2 separate regions of the Mus musculus genome follow, and region 1 is linked to region 2. Evidence: chromatin contacts called from ENCODE POLR2A ChIA-PET data. All regions are on one chromosome and are shown on one strand. Each heading gives the region's core, a stretch centred on a gene start or an enhancer-like site at or near the end of the contact. The rest is flanking DNA. Distances are from core to core; before and after follow the strand shown.

Region 1 (5,288 bases), core at 1,884-4,383, 38 kb after region 2:
TACAAGGAGGGGGCTAGACAGATGGTTCAGCAGTTAGGGGTGCTGACTGCTCTTCCAGAGGACTTGGGTTCAGGTCTAGTGCCCATGTAGTGGGTCTGGGTGCCTCACAGCTGTCTGTAACCCCAAGATCTGACACTGTCACATAGATATGCAAGCAGGTGGGATGCCAATGCACATAAAATAAAGGCAAATACATTTAAGAAAGAGAGAGGCAGGGAGAAGAGTACTCAATATGGAGGAAGTACACATGTTTAAGGATCTTAGGAAGCAGAATTCATTAATTCTGAAAACTACCTGGGTTTTAAAGCAAAAATTGCCTTCTGCTCTGAAGGAAACTCTCCTTGAGGCCTATATGAGTATTCATCTCCCATAAGCTATTCATTCAGGCTACCTGATAGATCTCATTGTTTTCCATATATTGTTTCTATATTCATTCCTTTTGTTTTTACTTTATTTGAAAGGATAGTTCTTCCTTTAAAAAACATCTGGTCTCTAATTGGGTCAAGGAGAACCAGGAAAATGAAAGTTTGTGTCCAAACTTTAAAAAAGTAGCATCCCATGGGAGCTGAACACAGGGACTCTCTTACCTAGGGTCACCTCAGCCTTCCTGCCCATTGAAACCTCAATGGAGGCAGTCCTAGTTTTGAAATCCAATGGGTTCTGCTGAACCTATTTTGTTGGTACCCAGAGCTAGGTAATTTCAGATTGTTTGTTTGTTTTTGAGACAGGGTTTTTCTGTATAGCCCTGGCTGTCCTGGAACTCACACTGTAGGCCAGGCTGGCCTCGAACTCAGAAATCCACCTGCCTCTGCCTCCCGGATTAAGGGCGTGCAACACCACTGTCCGGCTCTTTTTTTGTTTTGTTTTGCTTTTTGTTTTTCGAGACAGGATTTTTCTGTAGTCCTAGCTGTCCTGTAACTCACTCTCTAGACCAGGCTGGCCTTGAACTCAGAAATCCTCTGGCTCCCAAATGCTGGGATTAAAGGCGTTTGCCACCACTGCCCGGCTTAATTTCAGAGTCTTATTCCAATAGGTGTGGCATTGAGCAGGTGAGAACTTCAAACAGTAGGAACAAGAGAGGAGAAACAACACTGATGTGGTCTGTTTGGCTTTGTGCAGACAACAGGAGACCACACATAGTCAAATAGAGAAGACCAGAAACGCCAGCAGGCTTGGACAAGACCACCCCCAACCTGGCCCTCCATGCCCACCCTCTCTTGCACATTACCTCTTATTCTTTCTAATAGAGAAGGTAAGATCACAGCAAAAATTTTGGGCTCCCGAGGCCACCTCAATACCACTACACTACTATGATTGACACAATCTCCCCTTCTACTCCCGCCACGTTCCTGAAGGTTTTTCCTCTATTCATCCAGGAACCTACAGGTTCTCCCCCAGCCAACACCTGCGCGCACTAATTCCCTGGTTCTGATCAACAAGTTCAATAGCTGGGGCACAAGTCACTAGACTCACCTGTCTGCTCCCACTTTGGCTCCTGGTCCCGACTCCCTCTTTTCTCTACACTCAGCCCTAGTATATTTCAGTGCACATCATCCTGGACACATTTCACTAAAGTACTCTCAGGGTGCACACACAGAAAGTATAGACGCGCGGGGCTGGCAAGCCTCGGCGCACACACAGACGGGGCACAGGCACGCACTCACGTAGTCACGCCACGCACAGGCAAGGAAACCCCACTCGTGGCTGAGAAGGTGGCTCAAGGTGCAAGCGGGCAGCAGGGTATCTCCTGCCGCCCCGCACGCGTCGCTCTCAACACCCTCCTTGTCCTCAAGGCCCAACAGGCCAAAGCGGATGCCAACAGGCAGAGCACGTGCTGGGCACCACCGATCGATCCCCGCGTCACCCACTCACCCAAAATGCCTGAGGCCCTGAAATCGACAGTCGTGACTTAGTCTAGAGAGTGGATGGGAAAATGGGTACTCAAACCCAGCTCCATTGACGACGTTTTAAATCTGGCCTGCCAGGCCCGGGATTCGGCCTCTGTCCCGCAGGCACTTCACTGCTTCTTTGGGTCAGGCTCCAACCCTGGGACCATGTGCCGGGAATCCAGACCGTTGCTATGCAACCTCCATCCCGCGCGGGCCACTGAGCGCCTCACTGTCCCGGGACAGAATCTTAACTTCCCACCTGGGCTGATCTGGACACATGGTTAGTGGTCGTTACGCACTCGGAGTGCCAGGTGATGTGCCTTGAACACCTACATATCTTCTTCACCCAGTTCCTTCCATCCCTGGATGGTTCCCACAGGGCGCCAGCACCCAGCAACCCATAATCTGAGGGCGAGATCAGCTCCCTACCTTTTTCTCTCGAGCCCTCTCGCCCTCCCACACCTGCCTTTCTTGACTCTACCTGGCCCTCCCCCTCGGGGTTTACAGTTTTCCTAGGTCCGGCTGCGACCCTCTCCCCAGCAGCCCAGGCGCCCTACCTGAAGCATCACTTTGTACTGCTCCTCCGGTTTCTGGACCACACACATATTACATCCCATGATGCTGGCCGGCGAGGGAAAGAGGAGAGCGGGAAGAGGAAGGTATCTTTCACTGGCCAGTGCGTGGGACCACGGGTCCCGGGCCTGGGCCCGGGGCCATACCTTACCCCGGGGGGCCGAGCCGCCTAGCGGGGGAGGGGGGCACGCCCCCAAGAGGAAGGCAGCTCCAAGCCTCTCGACTTAACTCTTTGCTGGCCGAGGCCAGACACAGGCATGCTCCTTCGCACCCAGCCAGGGGAAAAAAAGGGCGGCGGGGGATGGGCGGGCGCGCCGGGCGTTGCCTGGCTACGGCCCCCCCACCCCAGGAGGCGCGGGAGCGCGCCTGCCCGCCGGGGCCGTCAGGGGCTGTCAGGGGCCGTGGGCCACACGGCTCCCCGCCCGCGGGGCCGGCCGCTGCCGCTGCCTTTGCCGCTGTCGTCTCCAGCTCCCGCCCATGGCCATCAGCCCCGGGAGTCCAGCCTCTGGGCTTGGCGACGTGGCCCGGCCCGCCGACGGAGAGGCGGCCAGGCCCACGCCAGCTGTAGCCTCGCAGGGTCCCGCTTCTCTAGCTCACGGCGCTCTCTCAGAGCCTGGCCCACAGCCGGTCGCTTGTCTCCAGCTCCTGCCTGGAACACCGGAACGCGCGCGCGCGCGCCCGCAGCAACAGCGGGGGAGGTGTGCGGAGAAGGGGCGCACGCGCGTGGGAGAAGCAGAGGCTGGGTGCGGGCGGGAGCGGCAGGGGGCCTCAGGAGTCGGCGCAGGGAGCTGAGGGCGGGGCCTGAGTCCCTGAGACCAGATAATGCCAATGTCCGAGGGCGAGGTGTCTAGTGGACCTGTCTGCTAGGTGTGTCCCTGAGAAAAGAGGATCCTGTCTGAAGAAGAAGCTTCCCTGGACTCCTGAAGAGAGTTCAGGGCCTTGGTCTCAAGGAGAGGCTATTTCACCCCTTTCCCAGGTTCTAAATGTATCAGCCCCAATGTCTGTACTCCTTCCTCTGTCTCTCTTTAAAGACTGGTTCCCTGCTTTAACTGAGCCATTCCCTTGCTATCTCTGAAACGGATACCTTTGTTTAGAAGAAAAACGTGGGGGTGCTGTAGGTGGCAAGAGAACTACAGAGAAGCCTCATTCTTTGGGGCCTTTATGGGCACCCCCCTTGCTTGCACTGAAACCGCTGTCTGTTTCTCAGTTCCAGCCTTCCCTCCTCACACTTCTCCTTTAGCCTCTTCCCTCCCACAGGCTGCCCCTCTTCTTGATAAACCAGAGGAAAAGATGGCCTTTGGCTAGATAACAATGACCGATTGAAAGCTAGGTTCCCAGAGGCTGCCTGAGAGAGCTGCTTAGCCCTCTTACCTGCAGAAGATCCTTTGATAAAATTGTCTGGTCTTTATCTCCAGGCTCTGGCGAGTGAGGGGATTTATAACAGCATAGAAATGTTTAATTAACAGTATTGGGGGAGGCTGCTTCAATACTTTTCCTTTCCACCCCCACTTTGGTTCAAAAGACAGAAATAGGAATAACCTGAAATCCAGAAAGGAAGTATGAGTGCTTATAAACTGTCTTTCCCAGAAAGCAAAACTTGAGCCTTTCAGGAGATGACCAGTAGATCTTCCTGAGGAATACCCTTTTTGAGAGCTCAGTACAAATGTCTGTGGATGGGAGGCACTGTGTTTAGATCAGCCCCGGGGAGAGGAGATGGACCCTAGTCCTTCCACCATGGTTACTGCCACAACAGCCCCCTCTGCCCTGTAATTTGAGCTTCCTCATGCCTACAGCATAAGATCTAGATCACCTTACTTCAAGAGCAGTCTCTTAGAAATATCCTCTCCAAATCTTTTTACCTTCTAATTGTATGTATTTCACCAAGGTCCTGACCAGTCATCAAAAACATTTTCCCCCAGCCTAGCCCACAGAACTTAGCACAAGTCTTTCTTCCTTCCTTCCTTCCTTCCTTCCTTCCTTCCTTCCTTCCTTCCTTTCTTCCTTCCTTTCTTTCTTTCTTTCTTTCTTTCTTTCTTTCTTTCTTTCTTTCTTTTTTCAAGACAGGGTTTCTCTATGTAGCTATAACTGTCCTGAAACTTGCTCTGTAGATCAGTTTGGCCTCCAACTCAGAGATCCTCCTGCTCTGCCTCCCAAGTGCTGGAATTAAAGGTATGAGCTATTACTACCTACCTAGCAGGATTGGCCATTTCTTCCTCTACAAAAGGGTATGGCTTCCATGGAGGCTTTCCCTCCCAAATATCCCTCAGATCAGCAGCATGCTTTTCTTTATCCTGACATGAGCTAACTCATAAAGGAACTAGATTGCAATTGAGCCCCTGCCTGAGTTCATGTGTATGAGCTTAGGAGAAATGGCAGGACCATAGAAGCAGGTGGCATGGGGACTAAATTACCTGTTCACATATGTTGTTGAGGCCTCTTGACCCCAACTGGGCCTGGGACTTGACCTGAATGTGTGTCTATCTTGAACTTGATAGGCCTGATAATACTCAGCTATAGACTCTTGGATGTCCTAAGTACCTGGTGTATGTCAGAAGCTTTATTTTTTCTTTTTTAATATTTTTATTAGGTATTTTCCTCATTTACATTTCCAATGCTATCCCAGAAGTCCCCCATACCCTCCCCCCCACTCCCCTACCCACCCACTCCCACTTTTTGGCCCTGGCGTTCCCCTGTACTGGGGCATATAAAGTTTGCAAGTCCAATGGGCCTCTCTTTCCAGTGATGGCCGACTAGGCCATCTTTTGATACATATGCAGCTGCAGTCAAGAGCTCAGGGTTACTGGTTAGTTCATAATGTTGTTCCAC
Region 2 (6,055 bases), core at 557-3,056:
TCTACTCTGTCATCATCCTTAGCTAGTCTGCAGGAAGACAAAGGCCAGGGTGGTTCAATCTCCTGCTGATGGACTCCCATACTTGATGTTTTCCTAAGGCTTCTCCCTTTGTCATGTTTGTGTTTGGTCAATTACCAATAATGATAGCATGATTTCCCAGGGGATGTCAACCAGCAGGACTCAAGACCTTGAGTTGTCTATATGGGTTCCTATACCCAGGACAATCAGTCTCAGGGCAAAGCCCTGCCTGGCTACCAATCATTCCACTGCCACCTAGTCCCATCCCAACAAAGGCACACAAGCATTCAGGAGGAAAGGTCTTCATTAAGAGTTTACAGAAGCCTAGCTTCTGGAGCCATCAGGGTCTCTAGTAATCCTCTATATGCTGCTGGTCTTTCCTCAACAATGAGGAAGAAGCCATAGCACACGTGTGGCAATGAGAAGATGATTCTGTGGGGTCCTTTTTCTCCTTGCATTTTACAAGAATTCCAAGGATTAAACTTGGTATCCAAGCTTGGAGGCAGGTGCCTTTACCCACTCAGCCATCTGGCTGAACCAGAAGTCCCTATTTTAAATAGAATTTCATGTAGCATATGTAGCTCCCTTCCCCAAACAAAACAAGACAAAACAAAAAAGCCCCCAAGACCCCAACAACAACAACAACAAAAAACCCCATGGCATTCTGGAAGGTCAGAGTCAGCAAATGCTTTGAGAACATAAAGTCCTCTCTCCTCACTGGAACCCAGAGAGAAAAGAGAGCTGGCCTAATGCCATATTCTAGGTCAGTGGAAGAGCAAGGCCTAGAGGTCATAGCTCTTATTCCCCAGAGCTAGTTGTTGGTTTTCTGGTGCTAAGCAGTGCTACCCAGGAGCTAAACCAGCTAACCAAGACTCCAAAGAAAGAACCAGGAAAGCAAAGCCCTAGAAGCTTCCAGTCTTAGAACCCTGGTTCACTCTCATTACAGGGGTTTGGGCTTGTTTGTTGGCCTTTTGGTTAGAATCAAGTATCTAGGTGCTTGGTAGGCGGAAGATCTGGAGGGATCAAGGATTATGGATAGCCAGATGGCGGCGGTGCATGCCTTTAATTAATCCCAGCACTTGGGAGACAGAGGCAGGAGGATTTCTGAATTCAAGGCCAGCCTGGTCTACAGTGTGAGTTCCAGGCTACAGAGAGAAACCGCGTGTTCGACGAGACAGAGAGAAACCGGGAGAGGGAACGCGGGGACACAGCGAGAGACACACAGCGAGAGAGATACTGATAAAGTCTGATTTTCCACCTCCACTAGGGCAAAGCAGTCTAAGAGAGGGAAAACCAAGGAGGAACTGAGTCCAGAAACAGGCTTAGATGGTACATGCAAGGTGGGCCAGGACACGTGGCCTCTTCAAAAGGGCTTCCACAAGGACACTACGGAGGGGACACCTAGCTACTGCGGTCTACCTTCCCAACCCTTCCGGAGGAAGGCACAGAGGAGCCAGATCAGAGTCAATTTCGGCCAACCGCCTCACGGACAGCAGAAGCAACCAGTGAACCCCAGAGTGCAGCCCTCTCCCCGCCCCTCCTATGGCTCGCACAGCCAATCGAATTCCGTGTTTGCTCAAAGAGCCGTTACCCGACTCCGGGTCTCAATTGGGTGTTAAGTCCCTCTGTAAGCCTGCAAATGTCCCACCGCCCATTCACCACTCACCTCCCAAGGACGGCAGAGGAGAGTTGGCTTGAGCATTGCCTTTGCAGCACCGCCAGCAGCTATCGCCACCTTCAGCGCCATGACGAAAAGTGAGGACCTCTACAGGTCAAAACATTAAGCACCGTTCTCGCGACAGTTGGGGACAGCGAGAAATCCGGGGTATGGGTTGAGAAAACGCTAGCATTACGCACGCGCACAGTCACACCGGTTCTTACGCCCCCTTCCGGTGCCTAGAGCACTGTTCCGCCATCTTGGGGAGGGGAAGGCTGAGAAGGAGGGAAGTGCGACCGGTTGGGACCCTGGCTAGGGAAGCGGACACGTCAGTGCCGCCAGCGACGTCACCATGCCCGACCCAGCCCGCCGACGCACGATTGGGTGCTGAGGCCGCTTACGCGTCGCGCTTCCTCGTCTGCTCCGCATGTCCAGGGTGGCTTGCTCTCTTTTCCCCTCGGAAGAGAAGAGGCGATGGCGGCGATGGCATCTTTCGGCGCCCTGGCACTACTCCTGCTGTCTGGCCTATCTTGCTGCTCAGGTAGCGGCCTGGCCGGAGCTTGTTTCGGGGCGCGCCCCTGCTGTTGGCAGGTGGTGCTGGGGGGAGGAAGGGTGTGCGCGAGGTGGGGATCTGGCCCTTCCCGGGGCTCGTCGCTACTGACGGGATCTTCCCCCGATGGGTGTTGTGTCGTGGCGACCAAAGCACCACACACACGTTTACCCGACAGCCAGGTTGCTTCCTTGTCTGCTTTTGGGAGAACCCCCAAAGCAGTACCATGCTCCGACCACCAGCTCCAGCAGGGAAGGTGATATGTATGTCCCTGGTTCCTGTGTCAAAAGGTAGTCGCACAAGAGCAGTGCTGGCAGCTACGAACCAATGCTGCATAGGCCAGGCTTCCCCAAGAGAAACCTAAGAGAGGGAGGCAGATCAGAGTAAGGGCACTAGGCGAGTTAGATAGGGAACCGATGAAGTGAGCAAGGGCTTTTAGTGCCCAGAGCCTCGACTTTTTGTGACGCCTTGGTATATCCCACCCCAAAGTTCATAGCAAAATTGAACCGTGCACAGACCCGTTGATATTTGTGAGACATCTGTAACGTGGTAGTGGGGCTGAGCTCAATCTGGAGTGCCGGCATGTGTTTTGAAAGATGTTAGCACCTCAGACCTGAGAGCCTGAACTAAGGACGATTTGGTTTCTGTACATACAGGTAGCCTCTGGCCATCCCTTCTACCCACCCCTCAGAGAATCCTTCAGTCTGTTGCTAGCAGTGTCTTAAAAAGACAAACCTGGCTGTAACATCTATTAGGGGTTCCATAGTGTCTACAGGGAAAGGCCCAGCTGAGCAGGTCACAGAAGGGTTGGTGGAATATGGCCTTGAGAGCCATTCCCAGGCATTTTCCTCCTGCCATTTATGCCGGTACAAGGTCTTCTCTAGCTTAATCGGTCATTCTTTCAAGACATCACATTTGGAGAAGAGTTGGATGAAAACTTTTCCTCAGGGGTGTTTAGTTTACAGGGGCAGGTTTGGTGTTTGGGCCCAGAATTTACTTCTCTCAGGAAACACTAGAACCAGTCTTGACATTCTGTCACCTGGATGGGTCTAGAGACCCTTATCTTGAAAGTCCCTGTGTGTTAACAACACCCCATTTAGTGTCTGCAGAATGCTTTCAGTAGGCTATTGAAGAAGCTCTGAATTGAGGCTGCCTTGACCTACTGGGCTTCTGGGGTACTTTAGGAGCAGGTGAGCTGCTTTGTGGCCTCCCTATCATAGATTCAGATACTAATTTCATCAGCCTCCTGCCTGCCTCAAACATGGCTGTTGCTTCCATGTTGTTGCATCCAGACTCACCTCTGCAGAGCTTTCCCTACCTCACTCTGGCCTGGCTCATCAGCCCTCACTGGCCCCTTCCACTCTACTTTTGACTGAGTACTAGGATCCATCTCCCAGACCCCACTTTCTGTCAGGAATAGAAGAGTATGTGTATCCTCAGCTCACCAAGTCTGAGAGGTGGAGCCAGGGTAAGCCCTTTTGCCTGGAACACACAAATTGGCTTTGCCTCCTCTCCACAGCAGAGGCCTGCCTGGAACCACAGATCACCCCTTCTTACTATACAACTTCAGATGCCGTCATTTCTACAGAGACTGTATTCATCGTGGAGATTTCACTGACCTGCAAGAACAGGGTCCAGGTGAGACAGTAGGGACTCAGCAGAGAGGGTGCAGGGGAAGAGATGAGGGTGGCAGACTCATTCACTGGCAGTTGACAGTGACCTGAGGATCCTATCAACAGGGAGAATAAGGATTCCAATTCACAGGGTGCAGGAGAGATGAGGGCACAGCGAGGCCAGATCCTAGCAAGTACTTCAAGAGCATTTTCCTGACCTGCTTGGTATGCTTTGCCTCCATGCAGTAATGTGGGTAGACACCCCACTGTTTCCTGGATGAATGTCTGGAATGGGAGAAAGAACTAGGGTCAGGCCCCTCTATCTTTTTTTCTCGTTGTAGTTTGCCTGAGTATGTGTCTGTATGAATGTTCTGTAAGTTTAAAATAGAAAAACTCCAGCCTGAACCTTTAACCTGCTCTTCCAAAAATCTAAAGAAAGAAATTGGAACTTTTTCGGGGGGGAACAATACTCCTAGGGTTAAATACTTCATTTGGCACTTCCTTCTCAAGCTCCAAGAAATAACAAGGCCATTTTTTTTTTTTATCATCCCAACCCTGTGTACAGCTAACAGACTTGTTGTGGGTTAGGATAAACTGGTTATAAGGGATATGTAGTTCTGTTCACCTCTAGGGAAACAGATGAAGAAAGACATGACAGTGTCCATGGGTGAGGCCTAGCATGGCTCTGGGCTGTGGCAGGCCCATTTCCTGAGTCTTCCACAGCAACCCCTACCAACATACTATAGCCCTCTGCTGGCCTACTCTCCCTCCCCAGTCATAGTACTGCTTTGGGCAGCACAATGGAGGGTTCTATGTATGCCCAGAGAAGAGAGGAAAATGCGATTCTTGCTTTTATTACCCCCCCCTCCAGAACATGGCTCTTTATGCCGACGTTAGTGGAAAACAATTTCCTGTAACCCGCGGCCAGGATGTGGGTCGATATCAGGTAAGGGATACTGCATCCAGGGTTGTTGGGGAAATGGTTCAAAGCAGGGTTAGAGACCAAAGATTTAAGCACTGCTCATGGTGGTATTGTGCCAGCACTAGCAGAGTAATCCCCCATGTATCTGCTATGCCTGCCCCTTACCAAACACCCAACCAGGTGTCCTGGAGCCTGGAGCACAAGAGCGCTCATGCGGGCACCTATGAGGTCAGATTCTTTGATGAAGAGTCCTATAGCCTCCTAAGGAAGGTGAGTATCATCTGGAACTCCTCTGAGGCCCCAAGGAGGGAGGGCATGCCCCATTTCTGAAGTCCTCTTTACCCTGGTCATTCTGTATTCCCCTTCTGCAACATCAGTACTCTAGGGGCCAGGACAAGTGGTTGTCTTCCTGCACTTCTGCCCCTGCTTCCTTCTTTGTCTCTTGCTCATTTCTCCCTTTTCTTGGCAACCTACCCAGCACTTCTTGACCCCAGCACCTCCCTTACAGGCTCAGAGAAATAATGAGGACGTTTCTATCATTCCACCCCTGTTCACAGTCAGTGTGGACCATCGGGTAAGTGCCCTTGTCTTGGAAGCAGAGAATACAGGGCATACCTCATCTTTTGGGGTTGTCTAAGGAAAAGCTCTGATCCTCTGCAGCCCAGGTTCTGGGCTGCTGTTGATCTGTGTGTCCTGAGAACAAGTGATTAAGGGTGACTGCTCCACTCCCTGGCACTCCCCTGAGCTGTCTTTTGGTCTTCTTCTTTTTTTTTCTTCTCTCTCTCTCTCTCTTTTTTTTACAGGGTACCTGGAATGGGCCTTGGGTCTCCACAGAGGTGCTGGCTGCAGTAATTGGCATAGTGATCTACTACCTAGCTTTCAGTGCAAAGAGCCACATCCAGGCCTGAGGGCAGCAACTTCAGCCGTCCATTGCTTCTTTCAATAAACAGTCACTATTTGACATGAGTACATTCAAGACACGGGGCTCCTGTGTCTATGGGGAAAGCTGGGGATCCAGCTGCCCTTGTCTGCCTGGACAGCAGATAGTAATTCTGAGCAGAGCTATATTTTCCCCAATGTCCTCTGTTTTCTCTGTCCTTGTCCTGTTTGTCAGGATATCTTGGGCCTGTCTTCTCTTTTCTTGTGTGTGGCCTCTAAAATAAGACCATCTTGGCTGGGCAGTGGTGGTGCAAGCCTAAATCCCAGTACTCAGGAGGTGGAGGCAGGTAAATCACTGAGTTTAAGGCCAGCTTAGTCTACAGAATGTAGCCCTAGACAGCCAGGGCTACACAGAG

Evidence for each region. ChIA-PET counts read pairs that join two places held with the same protein, here RNA polymerase II (POLR2A).
Region 1: POLR2A ChIA-PET joins it to region 2 with 14 read pairs in Patski. The contact joins the promoter of Pdzd4 here to the promoter of Idh3g in region 2. POLR2A ChIA-PET finds 5 or more read pairs at or near these places in 3 of 5 experiments (Patski and embryonic stem cell).

What each region holds. Positions count from the first base shown.
Region 1 is chrX:73,821,836-73,827,123 of GRCm38, forward strand. It overlaps Pdzd4 (PDZ domain containing 4), which reads right to left and starts at 3,134. Exons shown (of 8, transcript NM_001029868.2): 1 at 2,447-3,134. The coding sequence starts at 2,506.
Region 2 is chrX:73,785,091-73,791,145 of GRCm38, forward strand. It overlaps Idh3g (isocitrate dehydrogenase 3 (NAD+), gamma), which reads right to left and starts at 1,807. Exons shown (of 13, transcript NM_008323.1): 1 at 1,685-1,807. The coding sequence starts at 1,765. Ssr4 (signal sequence receptor, delta) reads left to right here and starts at 1,933. Exons shown (of 6, transcript NM_001166480.2): 1 at 1,933-2,216; 2 at 3,745-3,863; 3 at 4,710-4,784; 4 at 4,941-5,030; 5 at 5,269-5,334; 6 at 5,564-5,738. The coding sequence starts at 2,150. The coding sequence ends at 5,668.